Regions from separate parts of the Homo sapiens genome. Here region 1 is linked to region 2. Evidence: read pairs that join two places in POLR2A ChIA-PET (ENCODE). Cell type or tissue: OCI-LY7. All regions are shown on one strand.

Region 1 (2,500 bases), 180 kb before region 2:
CTTTTTTTTTTTTTTTTTTAGACTCTCTCTCTGTCGCCCAGGCTGGAGTGCAGTGGCATGATCTCGGCTCACTGCAACCTCTGCCTCCTGGGTTCAAGTGATTCTCCTGCCTCAGCCTTCTAAGTAGCTGGGATTACAGGCATGCATATGATGCATTTATTGAAATTCAAAGTGAGATTTATGCTGCCCCAAAATGGGGGAGATGTTCCCCTGCTCCTATCCCAAAGAAGGGGACCAGTTCGTCAGGGCACACACAGATAATTAGGAGTGCTCACAAGAGCATCCACAGAAGTTGAACTCTGGTCCTCCCTTCCTGGTCCCATGTCTTGTGGTGTATCCAGTGTTGACATGCACCCAGTTAACTCTGGTGCAGCTGTCCCAACAGTTAAAACACAAACATATTTCCACATAGGCTGGTAAATGGCTGTCATCTCTAGCTGGCCCTCCTCATCCCCATCCCCCCAAAAAACTTGACAACATTTAACAATTATGTTTTTTTCCCTTGGGAAGAAGAGGCACTGATAAGGATTGGGAGAAGGCTAAAAAAGGAACCCTTAATTTTTAATTGAAATTTTATTAAATAGGGGCAAACTCAGCTCCTTTTGGCCAAATTCCTGAGTCAGAGCTATATATACTAGTTCATATAAGCTATTTCATAGCTTGATTAATCAATGCAAATAAATGAAATAAAAAGTAATGCTTTACATCTTAAGGTTCATCTCATGCAGTCCCAGCTTATGAGTTTGAGACTCTCTGGGGAGGTACCAAAACTACGTTCCTACTCATTAACTCACAGACCTTGGAGCAAGACAATTTGGAGAGAGGAGAGTACAACCCAGAGTAGCTCCCCCGGCCCCCAAATCCTGCACAAAATCTGCAAGTTGGAAGAAACTTTAGATTAACCCAAGCTTCTCTTTTACTTCTGTGGAGAGTGAGATTTAGAGATAAAGTAACTTACCCAAGACCCCTGTGACACCAAGGCCAACCTGCGCCAAGGACTCGGGGCTCCTCACTCAAGCTGAGGTCTACTCTCTGTAGTAAGTACCCCATTGAAGTAGTATTGGTCTCCTTTTTATTGCAGAAGTTGTTGAAACCGGCAGGGTACGGTGGCTCACACCTGTAATCCCAGCACTTTGGGAGGCCAAGGCGGGCGGATCACAAGGTCAGGAGTTCGAGACTAGCCTGGCCAACGTGGTGAAACCCCGTCTCTACTAAAAATACAAAAAAAAATTAGCTGGGCATGGTGACGGGTGCCTGTAATCCCAGCTACTTCGGAGGCTGAGGCAAGAGAATCACTCGAAACCGGAAGGCAGAGGTTGCAGTGAGCTGGGATCATGCCACTGCACTCCAGCCTGGGCAACAAGAGTGAAACTCCGTCTCAAAAAAAAAAAAAACAAGTTGTTGAAACCTAACTGCTTCACAGTTGCATAAAAGCAATTTATTTTATGAAGTAGATGTAAAACTTTTAGCTTTGCTTTGTTAGATGGCCCAGGTAGGACATAAAGAAGCAGAAAATACCACAGAGAAACAGCCCAGAGGTTCTTGGCCAAAGAGCAAATAAATGGGACTAAGACGCACCACCAAGACGGCTTTTAGGTAGAATTGAAAAGTCAGGCCGGGCACGGTGGCTCACGCCTGTAATCCCAGCACTTTGGGAGGCCGAGGCAGGTGGATCACCTGAGGTCAGGAGTTCAAGACCAGCCTGGCCAACATGGAGAAACCTCATCTCTACTAAAAATACAAAATTAGCCAGGCGTGGTGGCACATGCCTGTAATCCCAGCTAGTTGGGAGGCTGAGGCAGGAGAATTGCTTGAACCCAGGAGGTGGAGGTTGCGGTGAGCCGAGATTGCGCCATTGTACTCCAGCCTCAAGAGCAAAACTCCATCTCAAAAAAAAAAAAAAGAAGAGGCTGGGCGCGGTGGCTCACTCCTGCAATCCCAGCACTTTGGGAGGCCGAGGTGGGCGGATCACCTGAGGTCGGGAGTTTGAGACCAACCTGACCCACATGGAGAAACCCTATCTCTACTAAAAATACAAAATTAGCCAGGCTTAGTGGTGCATGCCTGTAATCCCAGCTACTTGGGAAGGCTGAGGCAGGAGAATCACTTGAACCTGGGAGGTGGAGATTGTGGTGAGCTGAGATCGTGCCATTGCACTCCAGCCTGGCCAACAAGAGCAAAAACTCTGTCTCAAAAAAAAAAAAAAAGAAAGAGAAAAATCAGAGTGAGTTGATAGGGAGTGACAGTGATGCACAGCATTGCGTCACTGATATTGACTTCTTAAATGATATTCTAAATGATTTCCATTTAGGTTGGTGCAAAAGCAAGTGCGATTTTTGCCATTAGAAGTAACAGAAATCACTGGTTAATATTAATATTAGTGGTTTCAACTATTTTAATCAAATGATGTGTTTAAAATACGTACTTGTGAAAGTTAAATGAATAAGTACACTACACTGGACCTTATTGGTTGGTAAGAACGTAAGCCAGCAGGTGACAC
Region 2 (2,500 bases):
AAGAAAGTTTGGTGGGTGGGTGGACAAGCAGGCGCGAAGGAAGACACAGGACCAAGCTTCTCCTCCACCCCTGCCCCGGCTGACCCTGCTGCCTTGTTCTCTGTGCTCGGGATCAGAGGACTTGCCCTGGCTGCTCTGGCTGCTGCACGCACATCTCTCCGGAACCCCGTCTCAACATCCCAAAGCTAAATATCACTTAGTCCTCACAAATGGGACCCTTCCACTTCCAGATGTGGGGGGCCAAAAGGGGAGCTTAGATCCAGGGATTGCAAACTGATGGTTCAGTGCAATCTGACAGATCAAGCCTTGGATTATTGAGGAGAAAACTATCATGTATGAAGCATCTACTCCATGCAAGCCAACACACAAGGCCTGCAGACTGATTACATTTCAGTTCCTTTTCAGTCTTTTGAGAGAGGTGTTATTATCCCCACTGCTCAAATGAGGAAAGTGAGACACAGCCAGGATTCCAGCTGTTTCCTTAATGCCAAGGCCATTCTCTGATTACCACACCTTGACACCTCAAGGTTGGAGTCTTCTGAGACTTACAATAGAATGCTCCTTTTTTTTTTTGAGACGGAGTTTTGTTCTCATTGCCCAGCCTGGAGTACAGTGGTGTGATCTCAGCTCACTGCAACCTCTGCCTCCTGGGTTCAAGCGATTCTCCTGCCTCAGCCTCCCAAGTAGCTGGGATTACAGGCATGCACCACCATGCCTGGCTAATTCTGTATTTTTAGTAGAGACAGGATTTCACCATGTTGGTCAGGCTAGTTTCGAACTCCTGACCTCAAGTGATCCACCTGCCTCAGCCTCCCAAAGGGCTGGCATTACAGGTGTGAGCCACCGTGCCCAGCCTGGTCCATTATTTTAATAACTATTTACTAGATGTCTGCTGTATGGTTCATGGACTTAGAGGATTTTAGAGCTGGAAGGTGTCTTAGAGAACACCAAATATAATCCCCTTATTATATTATATAATATTATTTTTATTTATTTATTTATTTTTGAGACAGAGTCTCACTCTGTCGCCCAGGCTGGAGTCCAGTGATGCGATCTCGGCTCACTGCAACCTCCACCTCCTGGGTTCAAGCAATTCTCATGCCTCAGCCTTCTGAGTAGCTGGGACTAGACAAAGTTTCATTCTTGTCACCCAGGCTGGTGCAATGGTGCGATCTCAGCTCACTGCAACCTCCGCCTCCAGGGTTCAAGCAATTCTCCTCAGCCTTCTGAGTAGCTGGGATTGCAGGCACCTGCCACTACACTAATTTTTGAATTTTTAGTAGAGATGGGGCACCTGCTACTACACTAATTTTAGTAGAGACAGGCACCTGCCACTACACTAACTTTTGTATTTTTAGTAGAGACAGGCTGTGGGGCGGGGGTGGTGTTCACTATGTTGGCCAGGCTGGTCTCAAACTCCTGACCTCAGGCGATCCACCTCAGCCTCCCAAAGTCTGGGATTACAGGCGTGAGCCACTGCACCTGGCCAAATCCCCTTACTTTATAATGAGGAAGCTGACAACTTGATGGGATCTGTAACAGTGCAGTGAGGGATCTGCAACAGTGCAGTGAACACATGTATGATATAATCATGCTCGGCAGAGATTTTTTTCTAATTGATTGTGTAATAGTATTTTTTTAAATATTAAAGCAATACAAGCTCAGTGTTAAAAAAATGAAAAACTAAATAAAACCAGAAATTAAAAATAACACATAATACATATTCCAAAAATGCTAACTTGGTTTTAGATTTGATTTGCTTGTTCCTCATTTTAGGCCTTGCTAAGCAGATGTATTTATTAGGTGAATGATCATATATTTATACATATACACAGTTATATACATACAAAATTAGTTGCTATTATATTCTTTATAAAATATAGTGTTTTTTACTACATATTGTGAATATTTTGTTTTATTAAAATTCTCCATAAATATTCTTTTTTTTTTGTATTTTTTTTTTGAGACGGCGCTTCACTGTGTCTCCCAGGCTGGAATGCAGTGGTGTGATCTCGGCTCACTGCAACCTCCGCCTCCTGGGTTCAAGCGATTCTCCTGCCTTGGCCTCCTTGTTAGCTGAGACTACAGGCCCACGCTACCACGCCTGACTAATTTTTGTATTTTTAGTAGAGACGGGTTTTCACCATGTTGGCCAGTCTGGTCTCGAACTCCTGACCTTAAGTGATCCCTCCACCTTGGCTTCCCAAAGTGCTGGGATTACAGGCATGAGCCACTGTGCCCGGCCTGTATAAATATTCTTCAGTGATTAAAATAGCTATAATCAGTGAGTAATACTTTCTCACTGGTTATAAAATTTTTAAATATAATTCCAAAATAAAAACTACCTATTATCCCATCACCAAGAAATAACTATCATTAACACCTTGACTTGGCAAGGGGTGGGGCATTTCTTTTAGCTCTGTTTGTGCATATGTATATAATTGAGACAAATGGAATAGATGTTTTAAATTCTTGATACATTTTTGCCAAATTGTTTTTG

Evidence for each region. Peaks named below come from ENCODE experiments on the same cell type or tissue, not always from the same donor. Only the 100,000 strongest peaks of a DNase experiment are listed, where the experiment ranks them.
Region 1: POLR2A ChIA-PET joins it to region 2 with 5 read pairs; 3 of 35 experiments call an interaction of 5 or more read pairs at or near these places.

The regions. Positions count from the first base shown.
Region 1 is chr2:207,833,838-207,836,337 of GRCh38, reverse strand. The region is part of intron 7 of PLEKHM3 (pleckstrin homology domain containing M3); the gene reads left to right. Among named protein-coding and RNA genes, the nearest start is that of FZD5, 65 kb to the right of the region's middle. In OCI-LY7, no CTCF peak of the experiment used is centred here; no DNase peak of the experiment used is centred here.
Region 2 is chr2:207,657,361-207,659,860 of GRCh38, reverse strand. No RefSeq gene overlaps it. Among named protein-coding and RNA genes, the nearest start is that of LINC01857, 3.8 kb to the left of the region's middle. In OCI-LY7, no CTCF peak of the experiment used is centred here; a DNase peak (open chromatin) is centred at 1,280; H3K4me3 peaks cover 453 bases; H3K27ac peaks cover 2,165 bases.